Regions from separate parts of the Homo sapiens genome. Here region 2 is linked to region 1. Evidence: chromatin loops called from intact Hi-C (ENCODE). Cell type or tissue: heart right ventricle. All regions are shown on one strand. Each heading gives the region's core, and the rest is flanking DNA. Links, peaks and the distances in the headings are about the cores only. Region 1 has its middle 95 kb from the start of NEBL-AS1. Region 2 overlaps DNAJC1 (DnaJ heat shock protein family (Hsp40) member C1).

The links. A loop is a pair of places that touch in the nucleus more often than their neighbours do. Peaks named below come from ENCODE experiments on the same cell type or tissue, not always from the same donor. Only the 100,000 strongest peaks of a DNase experiment are listed, where the experiment ranks them.
Region 2: a loop joins it to region 1, with 5 times the contacts of the local background. A loop is called at or near these places in 12 of 110 quality-filtered maps.

What each region holds. Positions count from the first base shown.
Region 1 is chr10:21,076,517-21,081,904 of GRCh38, forward strand. It overlaps a transcript of NEBL not described here. Among named protein-coding and RNA genes, the nearest start is that of NEBL-AS1, 95 kb to the right of the region's middle. In heart right ventricle, for the core only: a CTCF peak has its summit at 2,349 (motif pointing right); DNase peaks (open chromatin) are centred at 1,389 and 2,375; H3K27ac peaks cover 1,388 bases.
Region 2 is chr10:21,951,336-21,956,723 of GRCh38, forward strand. All of the region lies in intron 1 of DNAJC1 (DnaJ heat shock protein family (Hsp40) member C1), which reads right to left. Among named protein-coding and RNA genes, the nearest start is that of DNAJC1, 50 kb to the right of the region's middle. In heart right ventricle, for the core only: a CTCF peak has its summit at 2,427 (motif pointing left); no DNase peak of the experiment used is centred there; H3K27ac peaks cover 691 bases.

The DNA.
Region 1 (5,388 bases), core at 313-5,312:
CCAAAAAAAAACTAAAGTGGGAACTCAAGCAAATATTTATACATCCATGGTCATAGCAGCGTTGACCACAACAGATAAAAGGCAGAAGCAACCCACGTGTCCATCAATGAATGAATCAGAAAACAGAATGTGATATACACATATGATCAGCTACTATTCAACCTTAAAAAGGAAAGAAATTCTGATGCATACTACAACATGGATGAAACTTGAGGACATTATAATTGAAATCAGCCAGTCACAAAAGGACAAATACTTATATGAGCCCACTTATATTTGGCCCTAGAGTAGTCAAATTCATAGAGACAGAAACTAGGCAAAGGACTTGAATGGATATTTCTCCAAAGAAGATAGACAAATGGCCAGAGACAGAAAGTAAGATGACGGAGGGGGAAATGGGGGGTTAGTGTTTCATGGATGTGGAGTTTCAGTTGGGGAAGACGAAAAAGTTCTAGAAACATACATTTGCACAAAAATGTGAATATACATACTGCCACTGAACTGTCCACTTAAAAATTGTTAAAATGGTAACCTTTATGTTACGTATATCTTACCACAATTTAAAAATATGTTTAAAAATAGCCACCCAAGTCCAGAAATGACCTACAATATAATATTATACTCAAAATTAAGGTAAGTTATTGGGGTCTATCTTGGTTTTTATTCTGAACAGTACTTAAAACTCATGCTTAATCTACTTTTCTTCAAAAAAAATAAAAAATCAAAGGAATTGGGGGAAGAAAAGCTTTGTTCCTCACTCCCTTATATTTATTATGGAGCAAGGTACATTTTAAATTGCTTTTGCTGGCCGGGCGCAGTGGCTCACGCCTGTAATCCCAGCACTTTGGAAGGCTGAAGCGGGTGGGTCACAAGGTCAGGAGATAGAGACCATCCTGGCTAACAACATGGTGAAACCCCATCTCTACTAAAAGTACAAAAAATTAGCCAGGCATGGTGGCAGGTGCCTGTAGTCCCAGCTACTCGGGAGGCTGAGGCAGGAGAATGGCGTGAACCTGGGAGGTGGAGCTTGCAGTGAGCCGAGATGGCACCACTGCACTCCAGCCTGGGCGACAGAGCAAGACTTCATCTCAAAAAAAATAAAAATAAAAATAAATAAATAAATAAATAAATTGCTTTTGTTATTTGTCATTTTTGTAGTTAGAATTCAGCTGATGGTCTGTTGGTTCCTGATATCTTTTTCCCTTCTTCATTTTCTGTCCTCCCTTCCATCTCATTCATAAATCCCCTAGCACTTGCCCCTACCTCCCACACACCTAGGAAGTGGGAGGAAATCTCTCTACCCTGGGGTCAACATTGTCAGGCACAGCAGAACTGATAGACCTTTCAACAGCCCGAGCTATGGGCTTCCCACACTATTCATGACCACGAGAAAGTACTTTAGCTCTTAGAAAAGCAACACTACAAGAGCCACCATATCAAGTCCGATGGATACTGCAGAGCTGGCTGTCACAGGGACACTGAGACACCTTCCAGAGCACGGATTGACTCTCAATACCAGATTATTCTGAAAGCTGGGTTGTGTGCAGAATGGACGGGAGGAGGAGATTGGAAGATGGAAATGCATTCTATGGGGGATCGAAAATAAAAATAATGGGGAAAGCAACAATCAAAGCTGGAAGCTTACCTCAAATTAGTCCTAAAATGAACACAGCAGCATGAGTACAAAATAGACTCTTTCTAATGACAAACAAATGGACCAGAATGAAATGGATTTTTCTGTATCCTAAAAATCTTGGTATTTTGTGTTATTTACAAGGTGTTTAACAGCCAGTAGAATGTATTCTTTTTAAAGTAATAAGCCTTTCAAATTATTACAACGAACACTTTTATGATCAGAAAAAGAAATACTCTAAATAAAAAACAAAAAGGTTACAGACTGTAATAATATAAATGGTTTCCTCTCCTAAATAGAGTCGTGTATGTTGTCTATGCTGTTTGCCATCGTGTACAGTATTTGTCATCCTGAGTTTCACTCCTGGTTAATACACTTTGGAAATCTTCTTGAATCCCAACACACACAGCCCCCATCCCTCAGTTTTTATAAATGACCTGTATACACGTATGCAGAGGTATCTACTCCTATGACCTGCTCATTTGAGTGGGACTTTAAAGGTTTTGATTGTTTAATAAAGAAAAATCATGTATCCAAGCTCTACAACATGCCAGAAGAAGGTATGTCTACAAGATCATTCTCTCTATATCCACCCTAGGAAAATATACTTGATCTTATTTTTAGAAAGAAAAAGAGTAAGAGACAGAGATATTTGGGCAAAGCACTAGAAGTTGCAGTCTTAGTGTTTCAACTTGCTTATTAGCTGGCTGCCACTTGGTGGCACTGTTGATTCCAGTTTGCTCCCAGATCCAGGGGATGAGTGTATCCACTGATCCAACCTTAATAAGCACGTGCGGCTCCTGCCCCATGAAGAACTTCATTAAGCCCTGACAGCCTTTATAGAAACATCAGAATGTCTGTATTTCTACCACCTCCAGATCTAAATGACAAATGGCACAGCAAATGCCCTCCTCTTAGGACTTTCCCTAGCTTTTCCTCCAAAGGAGATATCCAACCTTTCCTTCCAGGTGTCTGTCTCAGCCTCTCTCTCTCGGAAACCTTCTCTATTAACTATAGCCAGAGCCTCCCATGGGACATGGCAAATCTGGGAAAGTGTCCTGGGTGCATCCTGGTGGAGGGGATAACAGGGCAAGACCAGAAAAAGAAAGAAAATGAGGAGGTGAAGAGGCAGTAGTACCACCATCTTGAGATTTTAAAAAAATACAAGATAAAATGCAGGGAGCACAAATCTTTGGTAGGCTCTCATTTCTGTGATTTATTTGGCAGGTGCTTTCATCTAAACCTCCCAGCACACCTGTGTGAGGACCTTGTTTTGGAAGTGAGAAAACTCAGGCTCACAGGGCTTAAGTAACTTGCTCAAGAGTGGGCACACAGAATTTGTGGATCCAGGACTGGAGCTTCAACCTTTTCTCCAAGTTGGCAACACCACACAGCCTTCAGAGGGCTTTATAAAAATAGGGCTCCCAGTATAAACATAGGGAGGCTCAACAACTTCTCACCCAAATAGAAGGACAAAAGTGGGCAGCTTCCCTCTCAATAAGATCTATGGTTCTCATCTTCACCTATCTGCCCCGTAAACACACAGATTGAGCTGCATATTCCTTTATTTATTTTTCCTCCTTTGAGATGGCCAAGGCTGTTAATTTTCAAAAGATCGCAGTTATAGAAACATTTGGAGGAAGGACGTGCACAGACATATAAGATCATTATTTGTTCTTTGTACTCTGCCCCACCACCCAAGGTAGCTCCACCTCTGTCCTACATTGAACTCTCCTTTTTCATATAATAAAAGAAAATCACTAGAAGCCTTGAACAATGACCAATATAGAATCCTCAGAGAGGGGCGGAGTATAGATACTGTATATCAATAAGTCTTACGCTATTGCTTTGAACAGCATGTATTATGATCCTTTCCTGGTAAGAAGAGAATTCTATGATGTCTCAGCTAACTCAGAACATAAATCTTCACAGGTGAACTGTAAAGCATAGAGAGACGGTTCTGGTGGCTGTGATTTTGTAATAAGCACATAATTTATAATGCATATAAAATATGGCTGACCATAAAGTAATGAAAGCGATTTCTTAACAGCACAACACATAGATACAACAAAAGCATGTCATCACTTTCTAAATAGATACTTTGGATATGATATCCATATTCTGTGATCTTGAGACTGCTCAAAACTCTGTGAAAATTCCTCTTTTGATATTGCATTCCGTGCATGAGACATATATTTTTGACTCTTCTCAATTGTGGTAAATATTCATACTTTGAGGGCGAATTTCATTTTTGGGAACAGCTGAGTCATTTGGGACTAACTCTGGCATATAAGCTGGAGAAAATTGAATCAAAGACAAGATTCATTCATTGAATAATTCAACAACTATTCTGTTGGATGCTGTACAATATGAAGTTAGCCTTGGATCTTAGGGTCTCACAGACTAGAGGGGAAGATAAGCATATACATAAATCATTGTAATAAAAATAATTTTCCCACAGAGATTTATGCAGCTCTGGTTGCTTTTAACTAGGACTACAATGGAAAAGAAGCAAGGCTGGGTTTCTGGATTGGGCTTGGAAAGTGGTTCTAAAAACAGATCTAGAAGGAGGTGTCCAACCTGTTTGAGTAAATGCAACTTTGATGGAATGATTATATACCCTCCCAACAGTGCTAATTCTGGCTTATTCAGATATTGATATTCTGGTAGGTGTCATTTTTAAAATGTGATCTGGTTTTTTTGTTTGTTTGTTTTTTGTTTTTTGAGATGGAGTATCACTCTCGCCCAGGCTGGAGTGTGATGGCACAATCTCAGCTCACTGTTAACCTCTGCCTCCTGGGTTCAAGCCATTCTCCTGCCTCAGCCTCCCAAGTAGCTGGGTCTACAGGCATGCACCACCACGCCTAGCTAATTTTTGTATTTTTAGTACAAACAGTATTTCACCATGTTGGCCAGGCTGGTCTCGAACTCCTGACCTCAAGTGATCCACCCACCTCGACCTCCCAAAGTGCTGGGAATACAGGCATGAGCCACCACACCTGGCTGATCTGGTATTATTTAATAGTCACATTCCAACCCCAACAAACTGCAATCATGACTTGATAATCAAATGATGCAAAAATTTTCCACTGTGTTTTTCTAAGCTGGCCTAAAATCAATGGGGCCACCATTTGAGTTGTGGGGAGCTCCAGCAGCTGGCACAGGATGACAAAGGCTTTCATGGGAAGCAGGGGAAAGGCAGTCAGCCATGGGGATGTGAGGCTTGTTATGCACAGGAGGGTTGATCAAATAAGTAAACACATAGAAAAAACCAGGAGCCAGGTTTCTCATCATGGCTCCTAGTGGGAAAACTGAAGGTGGAGATATTGGTGGGAACTCATTTTTAATAGTACCTATAATAGATAAAGAAATTGATATTTAACACACACATATAAACACATACATTTCCTAGCTGTGTCCACTGAGAAGGTCCAGGAGCAATGACACTCCAATAGCAACAAGCATACTTAATGTCCCTAGACGGTTGGTTTCCAAAGACTGTTCTTCACTAAAAGGAATCAAGCATCCTCGGAGAAGTGATTGATTCCAGGGATGGGGGAGGAAAAATATAAGATAAGTCTGGAACATCTCTACTGTGCCAGAAAGTAAGGATGTACCCAAAGAATGATGGAATTGTGTCATAAGGACCTGGAAACTTGCTCATAAGGGCTCCCATGGGCCAGGTGTGGAACAACTTAAGGATAGAAATAAATCATGATAGTGATGGATTATAACCCATTGAATAAAATATGAAA
Region 2 (5,388 bases), core at 87-5,086, 870 kb after region 1:
TCTAGACAAGCCTAAAATACTACAGATGACACTACACAATGCCAATATACTGGTTAAAAAAGCAGAAAACTTAATCTGGCAACCTAAATGATTATAAAATAGAGAAATTTTTCTCCTACCAAATTAAAGACAGTTTAAACTGTTTCTATAGCAAACAACAGCTTTGTGCTTTATTCGTTTTCCCTTAAAAAAAAAAAGTTTAACAATGTAAAATTAACTTGATATATAAACCATTCCTTCATAGTGCAAGTGCTTCACAGAAATGGAAAATATCAGTTTCCCTTTGTCCAGAGAGACTCAAGTTACAAATTAAGTCGAAACTTACCCATAACTATTTTAAATAAATTTATTTCATTAGTAACTACTACTACAAGGTAACCACTAATAAATATTTGTAGTGGCATAATAGTTCCTTAATGTGGAGTTTTCCTACCCCTGAGAAACAGGCCATACTTTTACAAGTTCACTTTGTTACACAATTAAAAGCTAATTTAATGCAATTATATAAGTTTAGAAAGTATTAATAAAAGAATGCTTGAACATTTATGTGATGTTCTTGAAATGTGTCCCTTTGTTAATAAAGTCCCAAAAAATTTAATTAGATAAGGAACAAATAAAGCAACACATGGCTTTCTGGGAGACTGTTACTACTGAGGTGATTAGCAAGCAAATTATGCTGCAAATTTAGCTGACTATACATCCTGAAATGAATTTAGACCATATTTGCTTAGCCAAATAGAAAATCAACTGTTGCCAACATTATTGTTAAGTGTAATTATAAAAAATTACTGGCAACTACTCTGTTTTAGTAAGGTTTTTGTCTCAATAGAGAATAAATAAAACATTCATTCATGAAACTGAAAATAAGTAAAACCCCCAAAAACTACTTTTCATGCTTCTCATATAATTTTTCAGTTATACCTTTTTTCAACATAAAACAATTATTATCTCATGTCAATTTCAAACCAAAGATTACAAGGCTTCCAATATTTTGAGTCCATAAAAACAGACAACTTAAAACAATAGCTTTTTTTTCTTCACTGAATGCTTTATGAGACATCAAAATTAACCTAGGTAATTGTGTACTAGTAGAAAAGTAAGAAAGCTTCCTATTCTTTTTGTTTTTTTAAAGACAGGGTCAGGCAGGCGTGGTGGCTCATGCCTGTAATCCCAACACTTTGGGAAGCAGACGCAGGCGATCACCTGGGGTCGGGAGTTCGTGACTAGCCTAGCCAACATGGTGAAAACCTATCTCTACTAAAAAAATACAAAAATTATCCAGGCATAGTGGCGTGCGCCTGTAATTCCAGTTACTCGGTAGGCTGAGGTGGGAGAATCACTTGAAACTGGGAGGCAGAGCTTGCAGTGAGCTGAGATTGCGCCACTGCACTTCAGCCTGGGTGACAGAGCAAGACTCCGTCTCAATCAATCAATCAATCAATCGATAATAAAGACAGGGTCTCGCATATTGCCCAGGCTGGTCTCAAACTCCTAGGTTCAAGCAATCCTCCCACCTCAGCCTCCTGAGAAGGCCAGCTGGGAAAAATCACTATTCTTTCTTTTTTTAAATTCACCATACAGGGTCATTCTCAGAAAACTTATTGTTCTTGTTTCAAGTTTTCTTATTATTCAAGAAGTAGACACTAAAATCAACAGTGCACTAAGAACATTAACATCATATTTCTACTAATAATGACAACTTCCCTTCAATATATAGTGATAACAGACTCTCTTGACTGTAAAAGGAAAACATTACTGAAGAAAGTAAGAATATTTACTAAAGAACATATATATTCTTTAAAAAATTATTTTACATTAAAATTCCTAGTTTTTAATTTTTTTAGTTGGGCAATTGAGTTGGAGTAATAGTTATGTTCTCTTGGGAACTCAAATGTTGAATGATACTAGGCATAATAATATAGATGGTCAGATTTAATTATAGTGCAATATTGATTTTAAGCACCTGACTTCTTATTAAATATCTTTTACTAACTTGTTAGATATGCAAATCATTTATACTAGATAGAAATGTTTGACTCAAAGTTTAACATACTTTTCAACAAATATTAATAATGATTTAAAAATGTAAGATACTTAAATAGCCATTTTTTCAAATTATTAGGTAATTTGGTGAATTAATTTCCATAATTACATCTGAAATAAATTCACCCTTAAATATTATTTTGTAAAAATCCATTCTGGATTTAATATATTATGTAAAATAATATAAAATATGCATTTGGAAAGATACAGGAAATGTTTTCCCTTAGAAAGTACTGAAGCTCCATCTAGAGGCTTTTCCCCCTATTACTGTCACTTGCAATATAAGTAATATCACCTAGAAATGTGAATAATATTAAAATGTCAGGGATTTCCTTTGTACCTACGCTTTTGTTATTCATAATGAGTTCTTGCCCTAACCTTCTCAGGGTAGAGCTCTAGCTCCATCACTGCCATCAAGTGGTAAAAAACTAAAACTGAACTTTAAAAAAAAAAAAAAAAAAAAAAAAGAAGAGGAAAAAAAAAACCAACTATGTATTCTTCACCACTTACACACTTTCCTTTGTTAGTTTAATAAATGGGTTTGTCTGTTTAACCTTTGCTATTTATTGTTTAAATCAAATTATATAAAAAAGTTGCCATATGTTTCTAGAAAATAGCACTGTACACTGTCTCTCAATCTAAAATTTTTTCTGGGCATTTTTATATTTGCAAGGCATATAAAAATATTTTGAATTAAACCTTTAGTTAAATTATGTGTTTTAATGTAAGTACAGTTCATGAATTACTCCACTGAGAGGAATAGCGATGAGAAACACAAATACTTACTCGGGATTAATGAATTTTACAGTACACTATAATACTTTATAAAAAGAGGAAATAAAATTATGATGTGACTAAATTAAGTATTTTCTCTTGCCTCTAAAAATAACCTAGATTTCATAAATCAGACACTCTCATTGTACTCTCAGGATGTAGTCATAATGATACTTCCCAAAAATGTCTTCACTAGCCTAGAAGTGAAGAAAGATCAGAATAAGCATCTAACACTATGTTGCAGGAGCTGAAACTTTCAAAGAGGCAAAAACTACAACTACAGAATCTAGGAGAAAAGGCCAATGAAATAATATCTCAGTCGAAGGGCTACTGCTCTACAAAGAGGCAGCATCGCCCCAAACGTAATTTTTCAAATATTAAAAAAACAGTTTGTATAGGAAATAGTAGGCTGAAATATAGAGTTAACTTAGTAACTCTCAACAACCATGTTTAGAAACTCCCCCAAATTACTAAGATATCTTTATTAATTGGCCATCCTTTTGATGTTATATAATTGGTTAGATTTTAGTTTTTACTGAGAAACAATAAAACAATAGCAGCCAACATTCCTACTATGTACCAGGTACAAATCTAAGCTTATCACATAATAAATGTATTAAACAGCCTCTCAACAACCCTGTAAGATAGGTACTACTATTATTATAATATAATGAGGAAACTGGGCACAAAGAGGTTAAATAACCACCCACAGTCACACAGTTAGTAGTGTGGCTATGATACAAAACCCGAGCAGTGTGCCAGGGTAGTCCTCACTCTTAACCATTTTCCTTTAAGTCAGGTTTTCTCAACCTTGGCACTATTGACATTTCTGAACCAGGTAATTCCTTGCTGTAGGAGGCTGTTCTGTGCATTATAGGATGTTTGGCAGCACCCCACCAGATGCCAGTAGCATTACCCACTCCCAGCCCCCCAGTTCTAATAACCAAAAATGTCTCCAGACATTGTCAAATGTCCCTGGGCAGGGGGGAACAGCCCCCAGTTCAGAATCACTGATATAAAATAAAAATTTAATCCGTTATAACATTGCAGGAACAAATGATAAACAATTTACCTGAAATTAGTTTTCCCCAATTTTAACTTACTTACTGGAACATAGAAATTCTTAAATCTACAGATGATTTAGAATAGTAACACTCTACATCTTACTATTTAAGGTAAAAATTATATGAGGGGCAAACCTCTTCAGGTAAAATTTATGTAAGCAAACTTGGAAATAATGGAGATACAGTGTATACAGAAATTTCATCAAAATTTTTTAAAGTATTACCTCTGACAAATGGGACTGAGGGCCAAAGGATGAAAATATCACCTTTTACTTTACATATTTCTGTATTATATTAAATTTTTTCCTTTTGATTCATTTTTCTAATAACAAAAATTATATATATTTATAAACATGATGTTTTGAAACAGGCATACATTGTAGGATGGCTAAATAGAGCTAATTAACATTTTCATTACCTCATATACTTTTCTTGTAATGAGAACACTTAAAATCTATCGTATTTTATTAAAATTTTATCAAACAATATTTTGTTTTTTACTAAGTTTTTTAAAAACCAAATTTTAGGAAAAGCATTTTCTTTTTGACATTAGCATCTCCATATGCTTACGCTTATAAAGTAAGCTATTTTCACATATTGTGTTATGTTCTCTCCCACATGCTAACATAGAAAATAACAAATTCATGTGTCTTTGTCCATCTGTTTTGCATTGTTGTAACAGAATATGTAGATGTAATACCTTGATTCTTAAAAACTACTTTAAAAAATTTAAAGAAAAAACTTATTTTACCTTCGAATTCTTTTCATGTCAGTATATACAGGCCAATCTCATTATCTTTGTATTGTGATGCTCTAACAATACCCGAGACTGCGTAATTTATAAAGAACAGAGATTTATTTCTTACAGCTCTGGAGGTTGAGGAGTCCAAAGTCAAAGGGCCCACTTCTGGCAAGAGCCTTTCGCTGCATCATCCCATGGCAGAACACAGAGGGCAAGAGAGCACGAGGGACAAAGAAGGGAAGAGGGCTGAACTTATCCTTTTACCAGGAACCCACCCCAATAACTAACCATCTCCCACCATAACTGCACTAACACTTTCATGAGGGTAGAGCCTTCATGACCTAATCACCTTTTAAAAGTCTCACCTCAACACTGTTGCATTAGGGATTAAGTTTCCAACACATAAACTTTCGGAAATACATTTACATCATACTATCATGACAAAAATAACTGTGTCTAATTAGAAAAAAATTATTAATTAACCATAGGTTTGAAAGTTAATAGATTAAATAAGAGGACACTAGAGGTATTATTTTCAAGAGTGCTGCTTATATATACACATATAAATTTATGTACATACACATAAATACACATACATATATAAATACATATTTATGTACATATATAAACATATGTATATAAATTATATAAATATAATTTTTATTTATATATAAAACACCTCTCCCATTACCACAATGGGCCAAGCCACTATAATTTTTTGCCTGGATCATTACAAAATCTAACATATCTCCCAGCTTCAGACCC